Regions from separate parts of the Mus musculus genome. Here region 1 is linked to region 2. The links are chromatin loops, found by intact Hi-C in ENCODE. Cell type or tissue: left cerebral cortex. All regions are shown on one strand. Each heading gives the region's core, and the rest is flanking DNA. Links, peaks and the distances in the headings are about the cores only.

Region 1 (9,537 bases), core at 886-8,885, 1.3 Mb before region 2:
TGGTGGTGTGCTATAGTTTCTTGCTGTTTTCTCGGACTGGGGCTGATTGGCCAAGTGATATCCGCTGAGGGAAGACATGTAATAAGGCAAGAACCATGGAGGGCATGTGGTGTTTAGAGAAAATATAAATAAAAATTGATGGACAGTGATGGAGGCAGGGCTAGGCTTGCTTCTAGAGCTAGCTGTGCAACACTTGTTGGTCTTGTCTTTGCTGCTCTTGGCTTCTCTGAGAGACACCGCTGAGAACTTTTCCTGGTGCTCTTCCCTGGTCTCTCCTGCTGACTTATGCTAAGGCTGAGGCCTGGCTGTCTCTGCTAGGTCATATCACCACTGTTGCTAACCTGACTCTGCTAATCTAGACTGCTGGTATATCTGTAAAGTATTTTGCAAATGAATCTAGATGCTGTTGCTGACCTGTAAATTAAATTATAGATTTCTGGACAACACAGATGGGAGTTACTTCAAAGAACAATTTCTAAACAGGTCCATTTCCCCAGATCCTTTCTTTTCTACTACCTCTGGAGGGAAAAGAGGGGCTAAAGCGTTTAAGAACCATTGTTTAAAATTGACTTAAAAATCAAAGCTACAAGTATTATTCTTTTCACACACTACATTAGATTTTCCTTTCTGAATAAGATAGGAGTAGCTTGTAATGACACTGTGTCACTGGGTGAATGTCTGTTGAGCTCACCAATATTATTTGGCCAAACAACCTTTTATAGACATCTAACCAATAAGTTCGTGGCCATTGCTGGGAAAATTTGTTAGCAAAATACTCTTATTTCCTCTGATGTGGAGTATAGTTCTATCAGAGTATGCTGTTTATTTTCCCAACCGTAGATGTATCCCATCCTGTGGCTAAAAAACACACAATCTTTGTTCTTTCTTTAATACACTTAAACTCTGAGCCTGTTCCTTTTGTGTTTCTTTGATTTTCCCATTCTGATTTCCAATTTTAGAATTAATAACCTCCCTACCTCCATTATTCCCGAGTATACCTGACCCTACAGCTAGTCAATCAGGTAAAGTCAGACTTGTTCTAATTCTAATAAAGAATGTCTCTATTTCTGGATGCACTTTGGGGCCATCTAAGGATGCACATGAGTGACCAGTTGAGGAAGTGTATTTCTATGCTCTCTTAAAAGTGGGGATTAGACAAAGTTTCATACAGTTTTGTGTTATCCATATAACATTGCTTTTAATATAATAAATAAGATCTTGAAACACTAAGAGTCTTAACTATTCTTCCCACTGAGAAGAAATTTGAACCATTTGTATGGCTCAAATGAAGATTCTCATTTCTTCTCCCATGGAATCGTTCTGTTATGTTGATAATATATAATTTATATAAAGTTCAGATTTAGTAATTTCTGAGTTCTGAGTTTACACCTGCTCTTGAAGTATACTGTCTCAAGTCCTGATAGGGATCGTGTGAAAGACTCAGTGTTTTGAGACGGTGCTTTCCTCATTTGAAACAGGTCTTGCTGTGTTCTCAGGTGAACTTCATTGTGTGGGTACATGCGTGTGTGCATGCTCATGAAAATGTCTGCAGAGCTTAGAGACTCTGGATCCCCTTGGAGCTGGATAAGCTGATGAGCAACTGGACCAGTATGAGGCACCCGGACTGTGGGGTCCTCTCCAACAGTAGTATGTGCTTTTAACTGCTGAGCCGTCAGCAGCCCCCAGACATTTCTTGATGGTGAGGCTATATGACATGTTCCTAGTTTAATGACAACTGGTAGTTTAATGAGAACTAAAGGTTTAATGTTCCTTCAGGGAAATGTTCAGGATGAAGGGAATATCTAGTGATAGATTGACTCTAATAGAAGAAACAATACTTGAAGACACAAGGTCATTAATTTTAACTTTCATGTGTACATATAAATAACATGACTTCTCAAAAGTCATTAAAAATAATAATAGCAACCTTTATTTTTCCAAATATTTATTTGGTTCAAACATTTTAAAAAAATATTGCCTAAAGTAATTACAGAATGAAACAGTGTGGATTTGGGAAAGCTTTGTGGATACAAAAGCCTTAATTTCAATAAAATAAACAAGAGCTTAAAACTACCAAGAGTTTTAACAATTCCTCTAACTCAGACAAAAATAAGTGGAATATAGTAAAAATAGTCTGAGTTATGGTGGGAATATCTTTCTAAAGTGAGCTATTTTCCTGATCTCAGAGATAGTACTTAGAAATAAAAAATACTTAATTTATTTAAATCTGACCACTATAAAAATGTCAGGACAAAGGTTATTTACTACTAATAAAGGCATTCTGTTTGGATCAATATTTAGTTAAGGTATTTTCCTATTAGTGGCTTGAGATGATTCCCAAGTGTAGTAATTTATCTATTATAAAAATGATAAGGAAGATGCATGAAATAGAAGTAGAAATGGAAAAGAAGTTATTCTTTATCTGTTGTGTTTACAGCACAGATAATGTAAAAAATAAATTTCCAAATCCATTTCAAAAATATCTACCATGTGCAGGATATATTTGTTCACTATAAGAAGCTTCAGAAAAAAACACCATTTGTAAAACAAAAAGCTGTATTGTGGCAGCTACAGATGCAAAACATCTATAAAAGCATTAGAGAATAATTTATATGCTCAGTTAAATATAACCATATCATAGTATAAAGTTCATTTTTAAATTTAACACATGAACTATGTCAGTATGTCAAGTACTTTAAAAAGTATTTTTACTCTTACATTAAAAAGTGATATTGCTAACATCAAAAATGCTTTGAGGCTGATTTTTCATGTTGGCATTTTGTGGTGGTTTTTTAATGAAGGTCTTTTGTGCTCAGAGGCACACATTTTTCACCCTGACTGATCTCTTTTACTGCAGCCTATAATGTGGTCTCGTTCCTAAAATGATCATGACTGAGTTTTGAATCCATGATTATGATATGATCATGTCTCAGTTCCCCACTCGGGCTAATTTGTCTCAGTCAAGGTTTTTCACGCTTTTGTTAATTCAGACTTGAACCCTTGAGAATCCTACCCATTTTACTTGAAGGGCAAAATCCTGTTTTATCAGCGTCATTTCTATCTTGTCACTTTCATATGTATGCTCACCTACGTCATCAAACACACCTCTAGACCCAACTTCCTGTTGCTTGCTCTCTCACTGTTGCAGCCACTAACCCATGCACATGGTGAGCATAGGAAATCCAACTATTCAACTCCTGCCCACTCTACTCTGGTCCTCTGCCCCACAGTATACATGCTGGCATAACTGTCTTTGAACACTGTCCTAACTGCCTTTTTCAGTCCTAACCACGAATGCTGGTGACTTACTGTCCTAACTGCCCTTTTCAGTCCTAACCACGAATGCTGGTAACTTCCATGGCCTGTTCTATACATTTGCACCCTTTGTCCTGTCAGTTAACTTTCTCCTTTCCTCTGACTTTCAGTTGCAGCATTTCTCCATGCACTATAGCAGTGTCTTGGCAGCTGTCAAGCCATCTGGTGAGAGACTTGATTCTGACTATTTCCCTGCCCTTGTAGATGTCCCCCTGCATTGTGGATGACCACTGGTTACTGAGGCAACCTATTCCACTTTTGAATATGTCAGTTAAGAGAACTTTCCTGTTTATAAATCAAATAAATTATCCATGCTTTCCACAGCCATCTTTGTGTGGGTCACTGTGAAGAAGTCTTTCTTCTTTTTTTGCATATGAATGCTGTCTCTACAGGGACACTTTCCTTAAGCATCGGGGAAGGGTTCTTTGCAAGGGACACCTCCAATATTTGAACCTGAATCTGTCCTCCTCCCAACTCAAAGTCCCAGAAACATGACATGTATTTCTGGGCAGCACATATATGCTATATATTTGGTGACTAAGCAATGTTAAAATACATAATTATTTCTATATACTTATGAACTATACTTAAAATATGATAATAATATGTTTATCTAGCAAGTAATTTTATACATTTAATTGTTAAGATAAATATAGAAGATGTGTCCCAGTGGTAGAGTTCTTGCACAGCATGTGTTAGGTCCAGGGTTTGATTTTCATTACCATTAAAAAATTAAATGCAATCTCCACATGCCACAACAAATACCTAATATTTCAAATTGTTTAACCAGAAAACATCATATGCTATGTGTTTATCTATAATTGGCTAATGGAGACAATGCCATATCTTGTACATCAATATAAGTTTTGAAGAACTTAGTTTTCTAAAGAAGTAAATGCAGTATTATTATTTTCTAGATCCCAGAACAGTCAGCATGTTTAGTGCTATCTGTGCAATTTCATTTAATGCAAAAAAAAATACTGATTCGTCTGCGTATTATAATGTTAATATGAGAAAATATCTTGGCCATTGCTAATTCAAGTAAGGATAATTGTGTCTTTCAAATTTTATGTGTGGCCTGGCATTCTATTAGTTTCTTGGAGTCTTTAACATTTTTTGAACATCCCTCATATCTTACACTACTTTAACCGATGCAATAGCCATTGTAATTTTCACCAATGTCATAGGCTTTTGTTCTACTAGACTTAGAATCTTAACGTTTAAAGCTTTTGCACTCAACATATTGAGTCTGAAGCTCAACATATTGCTACATCTGGGAGAGTTTTTCTCCTGAACTTTCTACACATGAGCTCTTGTAACCAAGCATGATGATAGAACCCTTAGAGAAGAAACTGATTTCTGGTTGTCCTAGGCTAGAGAGGGCTGTGATCAATTGGTGTTTGAAACAAAGGTTGTTTGTATGATGGCAGAATCCCCACTAAATATCCTGTGTGATAGAATAAATGTTGATTTGTGGGCTGGTTTTGAGTGTTTGGAAGTCCTGGGCATGCAGCAGACCAGAGCCCTGGGGTTGTTGGCTTTGGGGCAGGTGGGAGGTGCAAGCATCACCTGGGGAGACTGGAACGATGGAGATCTTGCACTGTGCTTATTTGCAGGTCCTGAATAACCAGCAGTGAATTATTATTTTTAAATTATTACTTTTACTAGCTTTCTTTAAATACCATTTTTACATTTGACCATTAATCATCTATGTAATTTTTGAAGGCAAAATGTGTGAAGTTTAGAAATAATCATACATTCTATTATGCCTTAGATGTCTGGATGAAATCCGTGTTCTAACATTGAGCTGATTCCCTAACATTAATTTTTATAAGTGAAAATTTAATCATCTATTTACTCTCAAGTTTTGCTTTTGGGGAGAACAATTATTTTGGTTAGATTTACTTAGAATCTGTAAGCATTTAGAAAAGCCATTGTGGGCCTGGAAAATACAATTAATATAAAATGTGTCAAAATCCATGCTTGACTTTCCCTAGGTAGAGATGATGCCCTTTGTACTTAACTATAAAGGTACTATAATTGTCTAATTCTATTGACTAAGGGGCCACTGGTGGTGGATAATGTATATATGAGGAAAATCCACATTTTTTTCAACTCTCATTCAGTTCTTGTGAACAAAGAATGATTCTAAGTCATTCTGAAAGAAAGATCCTAAAATGTGATGATTGCTAATTGATTTTCCCATAAATCTAGTTCTCCTGCCATTCATATTCAATCTCATGTTAGATATAACCAACCAGCTAACAATGCAAACATTTGTCTCTCGTGTACTTCTCAGTTGGATCTTGTTATTTTCCTTCTGAAGTTTGAAAACATGTCCGTCAGCAGGAATATTCATAATCACTAAGTATAGGAAATATGCTTTAAAAAAGTATAATCCTCATTCAAACAGTAGAGTGCAGTATTTTGCAAGGAGATATAGGTTTGAGGCTTAGTACTTCATTTCCATTGGACTGTGGTTTTTGTGTGTTTCTTATTATAGAGTTCAATTATAAAGCGTGCTAAACCTCTTATGCTATGTACCCCACACTAAACTACTTTCTAAAATACAAATAAAAAAAATTAGTGCCACTAAGTTCCAGATTTAGTGAGAGCAAGGGCAAAGCAGATTTCAGATGGTGAAAGACTTGTCTCTTTCTAAGCGTCAGTGTCTGCCCCGGAGCCACACTTGCGGCATAAGATTTCCATGTTATGGGTCAAGAATCCTTCACCCACCAAGGAGACCGAGCACTTTCCGCAGTTGAAGCACTCACTGTGCCACTGGCGGTCTTGAAAGCAGATGAACTTGGCACCTCTGAGGCCTGTAAAGGAATTGGAGATAAAGAGTAACTCATTCTTTCAATAACCAAATTGGGAAGTTGGCAAAACCTCTAGAAACTACTGCATAGAGAGAGCCAGACAATGTAGACCCGAGTAACTCCACAGGGTGTGGCTCTCTGGCCTCATGCTCAACAGAGCATTTCAGCCACACAAGATTCCTAACTCAGTTCTGCTGTAATCTAAGCAGGTAAAATGATCTGGCTGTGTGCTTTTAAATGATTCTTTTGGGGAAGAGGCAAATAAAAACTGTGCCTGATAGTTAGGAAGTTACAGCACAGCGGGAATGTGGAAGCCCACAGAACCCAAACAGAAATGTATTTTGTCCCCCTCTTCATGTGATCAAGTTTTCTTCACTGCCAATAGAAAATACAATGAAAGGAATGTATACTTCTGTTATTTTTTTAGTGACTTTCCTTCTCATTTTTCCATGCTAACTTTACTTGGAACAAGTCCTATTTTGGGAGGATTGAGGCGCAGAGAATGTCTTCCAGACTATCCTAGAGCTATTCTATAGTAACAGTTATAGTACTTTGTCCTGCGACAGCTTTGGCTCGGAATGTAAATGTGAGTGGAGGAGTCTCCTCACTCTAGATACCTGGTCACTTTATTCAGAGATGAGTTCCAAAATGGCCTTCAACCTCCATCACAACTTTGACTTTGCTTAAGCTAAATTAGTTTTTAAAGCACTCACTGAAACACCGACCCGTCTGTCTAATATAATCTTAACTTACATCTCAACAAACTCATGTCAAGTAGTTGTAGGGAGAAAGGAAAGTTCTAGAAGTTGGGAAGTGATTGGAATGTTACAGGTTGGATATTTATTTCCTTTGACAATTCTCTCCAAGTAATGTTCACATCATGGGTTTCTGGTGACTTGCTTATGACTTATGGAGTGACAAAAATGTTTCCTTTGCTGATTCACATGCATTAGCTAATTCTCTTATGATATGATGAAGCACAAGTGCGAATATTAATCTACTTCATGTAAGTTCTCTGAAAATGATAATGGAGTTTTTTTTAACCTTTTCATATAAAAATGTTTGTATTTGTGTCTGCGTGTTTGTACACATGTGTGTACAGGTGTCTGAGGATGCCAGACAAAGGTGTAGGATCTATTGGAGCTGCATTCATAGGTGGTGGTGAACTAATAACATGGATGCTAGGACTTGAACTCTGGTCTTTGTGATTAAGCAGCGAGTGCTCTTAACCACTGAGCCATCTCTATATCTTTACACAGAGGTTAGTTCATAAAGAAATTAAGATCCTGTTAAGTTTCAAACCTGGGACAAATGGTCGAGGTGCTTACTTATATCAAAGGGGCCCTGGCTCCCAGATTTTCCCAGCATCCCTCAGTCCTTATCTATATAGGGTATGGCTGGCATACCTGGCCCCCATCCTAAACTTTCTACCACAGGTGCTGGGCTGGCCTTTCCCCAGGGGCTCTTCCCTATATAATTCAGGCATTTTGGTTTCTTGCTCCTTTTGTACCTTTGGCCTCCTGGCTGCTGTATTTGGATCCTCTCTGTCCCCTCCTCCTTTCTCCTCACATGGCCCATGACCATTTAGGACTCTCCATGATGTGTCTGTCTCTGGCTATGCTCTCCCTTTCATCTACAATATACTTTTCTCCTCCACCATACTCTTTTCCTTTTGTTTTTATTTTTTTCACTCAGATATGATTTTCTTTTCTTTATTAAACATGTATCTTATTTATCTGTGATAGTCCTATCATTATCTTACAATAAGAGTAAACTAGTAGTATACTATACTGACTAGTTTTTCTATCAACTTGACACAAGTTAGAGTAGTCAGAGAGGAGAGAGCCTCAACTGAGAAAATGCCTCCATAAGATCTAGCTGTTGGAAAGCCTCTAGGGAATTTTCTTAATTAGTAATTGGGGGCAGCATTCCTGGGCTGGTCTTTCTGGGTTCTATTAAAAAAAATTAGGCTAAGCAAGCAATGGGGAGCAAGCCAGTAAGCAGCATCCCTCTGAGGACTTTGCATCAGCTCCTGCCTCCAGGGTTCCTGCCATCTGAGTTCCTGTCCTGACTTCCTTCAGTGATGAATGACGATATGGAAGTTTTCACTGATGGATATGGAAGTAATATAGAAGTATAAGCCTTCCTTCCCATTTGCTTTTGCTTTCATTTCCTCCAACTTGCTGTTTTGGCCATGGTGTTTTATCACAGCAATAGAAACCCTAACTAAGATGTATGCCAATTAATTAAAGCTTTCATAAGTTAACTGTAAGAGTAAGGTTCTGTGGATACATAAATAATCTCTCTCAAAGAACTAATTATTGAATGTGTAGGACATTGAAACTTCTGAGTTATTCTCAATTATATTGTCAAACCATGTTCAAGTGACAAATGTAAAAGTAGCCATAAACTTTTACAAGGAAGAAAAATTGAGACATCTAGCAGTAGGATTCTAAGGCATAGTTCAACCCTTGAGGATTTTGCAAATTGTTTCAAATTTGGTTGTGTTTACTTCTTTAGGTCACCAGGGTCATTTGCAGTAACTCTTTTTAGCAATCATACCTGCTGCTGGATGTGGCAGTGCCCATCTTTAATCCTAGGATTTGGCGGGCAGAGGCAGGCAGATCTATGGGAGTCTAGCAGCCTAGTCTACATATTGAGTAGTATATATCTGAGTATCTGTGGGTAGCCAGAGCTACATATTGAGACCCCATCTCAAAAAAAGAAAGAAAGAAAGAAAGAAAGAAAGAAAGAAAGAAAGAAAGAAAGAAAGAAAGAAAGAAAGGAAGGAAGGAAGGAAGGAAGGAAGGAAGGAAGGAAGGAAGGAAGGAAGAAAGAAAGAAAGGGAACAAGAAATTGTTGACACCTATTTCAACTGGCTTCCTTTGCACCTGATAAGCCAATAAAATATAAGATAGCATTTGTCGAGTTCTGGAGTTTGTCACTCTCCAGCCTAAGTCCCAACACGTGTATAGAGCCCTTGTTTAACCTTCATAGAGTAAATACGAGCATCACATTCAATTTGTAGGTAAATACTAAGGAACAGAAAAGTGCAGCCAGTCACTTAAGCTGGGAAGATCTGTCTCTGGTTCTGCAGTCTGGCTTTGCAGCCTATGATACTAACTTCACTAAGCTAACGTTATCTTTGTGTAAGCATAACTGAGCACATTAGTGCTTCTTTCTGTAGAAACTTAGTGCTTGAAACTCTGTTTTCGGCTGGAGAGACGGCTCAGTGGTAAAGAGCACTGACTGCACTTCTAGAGGTCCTGAGTTCAATTCCCAGCAACCGCATGGTGGCTGACAACCATCTGTAATGGGATCGGATGCCCTCTTCTGGTGTGTCTGAAGACAGCAGCGGTGTACTCACATACATTAAATAAATAAATAAATAAATAAATAAATA
Region 2 (9,537 bases), core at 419-8,418:
TTTGAAGCTTTTATGGTATTTCTATAATTTGATCTTTTTGCCTATAAATTTTGATCAAATATTATTAAAATTAATACATGAATACTAAGGTATCTATCTATCTATCTATCTATCTATCCTCTACCTATCTATCTATTTGTTCGTATTTTACAGTTTGGAGACTGAATCTATGGCCTTGCAAATGATAACCAAATTCTGGGTTACTGGATAGTGTCTCTAAACAACAGATATTTATATGAACTTAACTAAGAAGTACTAAGCACTTTTAACATCACTCATTCTTTATGCAGTTTTATTTCTATCTCTTCTATGGAGAACTCACAAGATTCAAGTTTGTCATTTGTACCAATAAAGTATTGTGGGTTTAATACAGTTTCACAGTCTACAGTTTTTAATAAACATATGTCTTTCTGATTATAGACATTATTTTTTATCATTTTACATGGAAACTACCAATACTTCTATTTGTAGTAGGAACTCAAGATATTTATATAGAATGAATAAATTGATTTAGTGTATTTATAGGGAGTGTTAAATAGAATAAGCTTCATGTGTCAGTGTATATAACTAATATGCAATAAAAAAATTGTTCCTTATGTCTGGGAGCATGGTTCAGGGTTTACAAGGACACACTATTTTTACAGGTGACATATTTTGCATTTCAGTAGTCATGCCATGGATAGTAACAAACTGTAACTGCAGCTCCAGGGAATCCGATACTTTGTTCTGACCACCCTGGAAGCACATACATATATGACATATACCCACACGCAATATGCATACAAATATGTGCATATGCATATACAAATATGTGTTTATAACTAAGTAAAAATAGAATATTCAAAAATGTCTTATTCCTTAAATAGTTTCCACATGGAATTTCCTAATTTATATGTTTTTTCTTTGATGTAAATTTTAAAAATATATTTGAATGCATACAAGAATAATGTCAATAAATGTTATGTATGGATCTTGTTTAACCATTCCTAATAATAGGCCTAAATTTGGATTTGAAAGTATTATTTAGTTAGGGAATTTAACTATATTATAACTAAGCAGAAAATATATACTGTAAAAGACAGACACTATTGTGGATGCCAAGAAGTGCATGCTGACAAGAGCTATATAGCTATCTCCCGAGTGGCCCTGCCAGCGTCTAACAAATACAGTGGTGGATACACACAGCCAACCATTGGACTGAACACATGATCCCCAATAGAGGAGTTAGAGAAATAAATGAAGGAGTTGAAGCAGTTTGCAACCCTATAAGAAGAACAATATCAACCATCCAGAAACCCCAGAGCTCCCAGGGACTAAGCCATCAACCATGGAGTACACATAGCTCCAGCTGCATATGTAGCAGATGATGACCTTGTCAGGCATCAATGGGAGGAGAGGTCCTTGGTCCTATGAAGGCTCGATAGATGCCCCATTTTAGAATGAAGCTTTTGGTCAAGGAACATCTCTGTGTGGATGTCAGTAACCTTGAACTCTTCTTCCTCTTGCCTCAGTCTCAAAAGTTCTTGGCTAATAAGTATATGCATCATGTCTGACTTGTATTGAAACTTTTGTGACTTATGCTGAAATTTTTGACACTGCAGTCATATTTTAGAATGCAAAATTTCCAGGAGAGACCAATTACTAATTAAAGTTATTCCTTCCCTGCCACACAGCCACTGAGTTGATTGTGTTCCAAACAAACAAACCAACAAACCACATTGCTCTTGTAGGTGAGCATTGCATTCTAGTATTCATGCCACATTCAAGAATCATCTCTTCTCTTGTTCCTTCTTGTTAGACATGGAATATATCCTCAATGTCCCTAGCCCTGTCATTCCATATCATCTGCTTGCTTGCTTTTGTGGTCAACTTGAAATCTCTAAAGTCTTTCTAAAGAGTCTCCTCATTAAGTGCTTGTCACACTGTTTTTCTAATGTGAGTTCCCACTCTTTCTTATCAGACTCATACTGGATAACTTCTGCAATAAAACCCTGGCTCATTCTTTCAAAACATGTAGCATCATTACGTGATTATATTTTGCTTTTTCTTTTAGCATATAATGAGCACAGCAGTGCTGAGCACAGAGAGTTGATTAATTAATTCCTTATTAACTACCGAAACTTGAGGCTTTTAATTTAATTAATATCTTGGAATAATATGTGACTGTATTTAGAGTTTTATAGTTGTGGTATTTAATGAAAAAGGATGGATCTTTTAAAGAGAAAGTTCTTCAAAAGACATGTAATAGATCGCCATGACATTTCGTAATTCTTAGTTTCTAGAAATATTCTAAGTCATGCTAGATTCTTTCTATAAAGGAATGGTGCAGTTTTTCTAAATTATCACAAATGACATTATGGATAGTTATTGATTTTAGTAGGTATTTCCTTTTACCCTAGATTCTGAGAGACTCTAATAAAAATATGTGTTGGGGGACTTGTTAAAATAGAAAAATTCTGGAGTGCATGCAATGTAAATTCTACTTTCCTCAGGAAGCTGTCCTGACCCTGGGGTGATCAGCATTCCATCAGTCCTTCAGTTCAACTCGCTTTGCTGTCTGTTGAACGGAGCTATTCTTTGCTCACCTTGGGAGCGTGTTCTACCTGTATTCATGCATGCAGGAGAACTGTAGCATCAGATAGAGCAGAATAAATGGAATCCATGCAAAACAAATTCATTCAGTTCACCTAGTACAGAAATTATCTCATATTTCTATTACACAGAAATTATCTCCTCTCGACATGTGCTTTATGATGAGTCTTAAGGAACAGAGTAAGAATGCAGACTTCAGGTCTCTGAATCAGTACTCTTTGAATCACATCTTGATATTGTACTAAGAGCACACATAATTGTCCTAATAACATGGTTCTTTTAAAAAAAAGTACATATTTGTATGTTTTAGGCAGCCGGTAAATCAGACTGATAGATGATTCCTTAAAAAGAAAAGACATTACATTTAAAAGAAACCATTTAAAAGTGTGCAGCAGGCACCTTAATCCATGGAAGCTAAGGATGACACTTCTATGATTGAACCTGATAATTTCCATGTACTGGACAATATTCCTTCTAGTTTGGTTTGATGCTTGCTAGTCAAATATAAATCAAATGTGGAATAGTAGAAACAAGTGTACATCTCCTGTATTATTGAAGTTACACATGGGAAAGAGTGATTTATGATAGCAGGTTTCAAACTGTAATCTGAATAAAAAATATACAGAATTAAAAACACTTGGACTTGGAATGTTTGTCATAATAATCTCCTCATGAATACTGATATTAGCCAATTTTGTGTAAATTTCTCCATAAAACAATTATAATAATGACAGTAATGGTGATCATTACCATGGCATTTATAAGATATTAAAACATAATAAAGTATAGCAAAAGAGACAATGTTTATTACTTATTTTTTATTAAAATAAAATCAGAGACACTGAAACTTATAGAGGAGAAAGTAGGGAAAAGCCTTGAAGATATGGGCACAGGGGAAAAATTCCTGAACAGAACAGCAATGGCTTGTGCTCTAAGATCTAGAATCAACAAATGGGACCTCATAAAATTGCAAAGTTTCTGTAGGGCAAAAGACACTGTCAATAAGACAAAAAGGCCACCACCAGATTGGGAAAGGATCTTTACCAATCCTAAATCCAAAAGGGGACTAATATCCAATATATATAAATAAATCAAGAAGCTAGACTCGAGAAAATCAAATAACCCTATTAAAAAGAAGGGTATAAAGCTAAACAAAGAATTCTCAACTGAGGAATACCGAATGGCTGAGAAGCACTGGAAAAAATGTTCAACATCCTTAATCACCAGGGAACTGCAAATTAAAACAAGATTCCACCTCACACAAGTCAGAATGGTGACAGCAGATGCAGGTGAGGATGTGGAGAAAGAGGCACACTCCACCATTGTTGGTGGGATTGCAAGCTGGTACAACTCTGGAAATCAGTCTCATGGTTCCTCAGAAAATTGGACATAGTACTACCAAAAGATCCAGCAATACTTCTCCTAGGCATATACCCAGGAGATGTTCCAACTGGTAAGAAGGACACATGCTCCACTATGTTCATAGCAGCCTTATTTATAATAGCCAGAAGCTGGAAAGAACCCAGATGTCCCTCAACAGAGGAATGGATACAGAAAATGTGGTACATTTACACAATGGAGTAGTACTCAGCTATTAAAATCAATAAATTTATGAAATTATTAGGCAAATGGATGGATCTGTAGGATATCATCCTGAGTGAGATCCCAGTCACAAAAGACCACACATGATATGCACTCACTGAGAAGCGTATATTAGCCCAGAAACTTAGAATACCCAAGATACAATTTGCAAAACACATGAAACTCAAGAAGAAGGAAGACCAATGTGTGGATACTTCATTTCTCCTTAGAATGGGGCACAAAATACCAATGTAAGGAGTTACAGAGACAAAGTTTTGAGATGAGACAGAAGGAACGATCGTGCAGAGACTACCCTATCTGGGGATCCATACCATAATCAACCACCAAACACAGACACTATTGCATATACCAGCAAGATTTTGCTGATAGGCCCTGATATAGCTGACTCTTGTGAGTGTATGCCAATGCCTGGCAAATACAGAAGTGGAAGCTCACAGTCATCTACTGGATGGAACAAACAGCCCCCAGTGGAAGAGCTAGGGAAAGTACCCAAGGAGCTGAAGGGGTCTGCCACCCTACAGGAGGAACAACAATATGAACTAACCAGTACCCCCTGAGCTCCTGTCTCTAGCTGCATATGTAGCAAAAGATGGACTATTCGGCCATCATTGGGAGGAGGGGCCCTTGGTCTTGCAAAGATTATATGCCCCAATACAGGGAAATACCAGGGCCAGGAAGCAGGAGTGGGTGGGTTGGAGAGCAGGTTGGGGGGAGGGTATAAGGGACTTTTGGGATAGCATTTGAATTGTAAATGAAGAAAAAATCTAATAATAAAACAAAACAAAAACAAAACAAAACAAAACAACAACAACAACAACAAACCCATCCATATCCTCATCAGCATTCCAAGAAAACTGTGGTGAAAGTGTCATTATTTGTTGTGTTTAAAGAATTTTTTTCAGAGTTTGAATTTTAATTTATTGGAGGGTGCTGCCTCACTGTGGAGATATTAAGAACTACAGATGCTTAGTGGGCAATGAATTTTTGTTTATTGTTTTATTTTTAACTTAATGTGTGGGCCTGCATGTTTTTGTATGGGAGTATGTGCATGAGGGTACAACTGCTGGTGGCATTTGACAATTCCAGTCACTGGAGTTTCAGGCAGTTGTAGCTGCTCATTGTAGGGCCTGGCAACTGAGTGCTTGTCCTCCACAGAAGCAGGAACATTCCTTTATTTTTTCTATTTTTTTTTTGTTTTATTACAATTTTTATTAGATATTTTCTTTATTTATATTTTAAATGCTGTCCTGAAAGTTCCTTATACCCTCCCCACTCCCTGTTCTCCTACCCACCCACTCCGACTTCTTGGCTTTGACGTTCCCCTGTACTGGGGCATATAAAGTTTTCAATGCCAAGGGGCCTCTCTTCACACTGATGGCCGACTAGGCCATCTTCTGCTACCTATGCAGCTAGAGATATGAGCTCTGGGGGTACTGCTCAGTTTGTATTGTTGTTCCACCTATAGAATTTGCATACTCCCTCAGCTCCTTGGCTGCTTTCTCTAGCTTCTCCATTGGGGGCCCTGTGTTCCATCCAATATGATTGTGAGCATCCACTTCTGTATTTTCCAGGCACTGGCATAACCTCAGAAGAGACAGCTATGTCAGGGTCCCTTCAGCAAAATATTGCTGGCATATGCAATAGTGTCTGGGTTTGGTGGTTGATTATGGGATGGATCCCCAGGTGGGGTAGTCTCTGGATAGTCCATCCTTTCATCTTAGCTCCAAACTTTGCTCTGTAACTCTTTTCATGGGTATTTTGTTCCCTATTCTAAGGAGGAATGAAGTATCCACATGTTTGTCTTCCCTCTTGTTGATTTACTTGTGTTTTGCAAATTGTATCTTGGGTATTCTAAGTTCCTGGGCTAATATCCACTCATCAGTGAGTGCATATCAATTGAGTTCTTTTGTGATTGGGTTACCTCACTAAGGATGATATCCTCGAGATACATCCATTTGCCCAAGACTTTCATAAATTAATTGTTTTTAATAGTTGAGTAGCACTCCATTGTGTAAATGTACAACTCTTCCACTGGGGGCTGTGTGTTCCATCCAGTAGATGACTGTATCCATTCCTCTGTTGAGGGACATCTGGATTTTTTCCAGCTTCTGGCTATTATAAATAGGGCTCCTGCGAACATGATGGAGCATGTGTCCTTATTAACAGATGGAACATCTTCTGGGTATATATCCAGGAGAGGTATTGCTGGATCTTTTGGTAGTACTATGTCCAATTTTCTGAGGAACAATGGAGGAAACAAGAACATTCTTGATGGCAGACCCAACACCTCAGCCCAGAGAAATGATTTGTTTTTGCAAGAATTTCTTATCAAATTTATACAAGTGTTTTTTCCAATATAATATGAACAAATATTCATCTATGGTGTTAAGAAATGCTTTTGCTTTGTTGTTGTTGTTGTTGTTGCTGTTATTGCTGTTGTTGTTGCTGCTGCTGCTACTGCTGCTGTTGTTGCTGCTGCTTATTTATTTTGAGGCATATCTTTTGAAACCCAGCATGGGATTAAATTTTCTATGTAGCTTTGGATGACCTTGATCTCCTGATCTTCCTGTCATTGATTCCCAAATGACTAGAGGTTTTTGAAGAAATCCTAAATATACACCATGACTAGAGGTTCTTTTGTTGATGTTACAACAGTTGAGTACTATGTTTCAAAAAAAAAAATGTTAAGGTAGCAAAGAGTTTGACTTGTCTCAGAGTTTGTAGCAGCTTGTTCTAGAATAATTGATCACACTGAGAACCCTGAGATAGTTTTAGTTACTGACAAAAGCTGTTTCTATTTGTGGTATGGCTCAGCCTTAGCAGACCCCTTTGATTTCCCCTGGCTTGAATACCAACATACCCTTAGTACAAATTCCAAAGAGTGAAGGTAGAGTTAGTTTGTAGAACAAAGCATCCATATTTGAAAGCGATGTCTAATTGGGTGGCAGACAAAGTGACAAATCAGAGAAAGATCGGACAGATTAGGCTATGCCCAACTCTCGCAAGAAGAGACAAGAAAGGGAAGCTTAAGAGGGAGCAGTGCAAAGAAAGAGCAGAGAGCGCAGCTACTTAAGGCAGCAGCAAGGGAGAAGGCAGCTTTACTGGGAGAGCTTGGCAGAGACCTGTTGAAGAGAGAACAATCCAGACACAGGTTAAGATAGAATGAGCCCGTGAATGACAAGGAACCAGACTATTAGATCAGATTGTCATAGTTAGTGTGAAGCTATGCAGTGCAATTCAGTAAGAAACTGAATTGACTGACTGTGGAGCCTGGAGAGTTTGAGCCAGAAGAGCTGAGTTGAATCTGCTAGGCAGAGATCAGAAAGAACTGTGAACGGGTGAGCTTACGTAGCAGTAAGTCTCAGAGACTCAAATCAGTCTAGGTCTATATTGGATTGTGTGGAGGCTAGACACTTCCAGGACTAGGGGGTAGGTTAGCAGACGGAGGCAGTAAGCCTCAGAGGGAACAATTAAAACAGGCAAATAAAAGTCACTTTTATACATTGTCTTATCGGGGAGAGATTCTTAGCTGTCTTTACTGCTTGTATCTTCTTAGAAAGGGAGAAGTGAGTCTGTTTCAGAGATTTCCTGATTTTAATTGTTATTCATTCTTGAGCTTAATGAGTTTCTTTTTTTCTTTTTCCTCCTCTTAGAAGAACCTGTCCTTTCTACTCTGTGTAGTGATCCTGTGTCTTCAGGAGCTTCTCTCCCTGATAGAAAGTTTTCTTTCTGATGTTCTTTATATCTTATTACAGGGTGGTATCTAAAGAAAGTAGTGGCAAACGTTCTTTGCTTTGACTATAAGTGAAAAAAATGAACAGGGATAAAGTTGCTTTCGATACAGTTAAACATAACTGAAACTCTAAGAGAAACAGATTGCTGTTTTAAGTAACTTTTAAAGGAATCTGAACTAATTTTGCTTTAACATCCTCACATGAGGAATGGTGGACCTATTACCCATGGAAACAGCACTCTGTAGCATGAGCCTTTCCTTAGCGACAGGTTAAAAATGAAATCCCATTTTCCTGTCCTCCTAGGCAGTCTGTCCTCTACTGTGTAATATTATCTGATGAACTTACAATCTAAAATCAAAAAAGTGAAAGAATGGGGAAGTTAATAAAATTTACAGCTATAAATAAGAGTTGTTGAAACAAGATGGATGAATAATTAATTGCCAAGTACATGATTAAAAGCCACAATTCTATATATACCATTGTAACTATCAAAGGCAAAGTGACTTGGCAATTTACTGAAATGTATTCCTGTAATCTCAGGAGAATTGTGATAATAGTATAAATAAAGTAAGAGGCATCTATACAAAACAGAAAAGCCTCTAGTATTCACCCTTTACTTAATCTCCTGCTGTTTTAGGATGAGGTACTAACTGCAGTTTCTGGCCAAAGAGGAACAAAGAAGGCAGGTCAGGTACAGTAGCAGGTGACTTAGACTTAGATAAGTAAACTTTTTATTATACAGCAACCCTAAATACCTTATAAGACAACGTCTTACCCTCTGCAGATGCTCCCCCCGCCCCCGCCTCTGCTGCCTCAAGAAGAATGGATAAGAAAGAAGAAACCCCCACTGTGGCTGACCCTTGGCATAGCTTCATCTCTAGCTCTCAAGAAGACCACCTGCTGTACATACTCCTCACTCGCTGTGTTCATTCCAAGGGGTTTTACTAACCAGAACACCCATCTTTCTTTCTACTTGTGAAACTCCGCAATTGGTTCAGTCTATCCATAATCCTAAAACTCAGATCCAAATACCAAGAACTTTATTTTATCTATAATGTCTAGTGACAGCACTTATTAAGCCTCATAACATTTTCCTATATACAACACACAGGCACAACACACTTCTTAGAACCAGAGAGGAAACAGAAACTAAGGAACAGAAATATCCACCCAATAATGATATGACCAGATGTTCATTTTCCAAGCAGAGATGCATAGACAGCAGTGTAAATTAATTAACAGCCAGGACAATATGTCTCAACTAGAGTCCAGCAACCCTATCAAGCAGGTCCTGAGTATTACAAAATAATTGGGACACAAATCAAAGACATTAAAACTTACTTTATAAATATGATATGACTGACTTCTTTAAAAAGGAAATTAACCAGAGGTCTTATTATGGCCTAGTCGGCCATCACTGGAAAGAGAGGCCCATTGGACACGCAAACTGTATATGCCCCAGTACAGGGGAATGCCAGGGCCAAAAAAAATGGGAATGAGTGGGTAGGGAAGTGGGGGGGGAGGGTATGGGGGACGTTTGGGATAGCATTCTAAATGTAGTTGAGGAAAATACGTAATAATAAAAAAATATTTAAATAAATAAATAAAT

Evidence for each region. Hi-C counts contacts between places; a loop is a spot of excess contacts. Peaks named below come from ENCODE experiments on the same cell type or tissue, not always from the same donor. Only the 100,000 strongest peaks of a DNase experiment are listed, where the experiment ranks them.
Region 1: it touches region 2 in a loop (5-fold over the local background); 2 of 42 quality-filtered maps call a loop at or near these places.

Annotation. Positions count from the first base shown.
Region 1 is chr4:25,194,005-25,203,541 of GRCm38, forward strand. It overlaps Fhl5 (four and a half LIM domains 5), which reads right to left. Exons shown (of 7, transcript NM_001379528.1): 7 at 5,903-6,137. The coding sequence ends at 5,974. Among named protein-coding and RNA genes, the nearest start is that of Fhl5, 44 kb to the right of the region's middle. In left cerebral cortex, for the core only: a CTCF peak has its summit at 5,728; no DNase peak of the experiment used is centred there.
Region 2 is chr4:26,489,333-26,498,869 of GRCm38, forward strand. No RefSeq gene overlaps it. Among named protein-coding and RNA genes, the nearest start is that of Manea, 150 kb to the left of the region's middle. In left cerebral cortex, for the core only: a CTCF peak has its summit at 5,141; no DNase peak of the experiment used is centred there.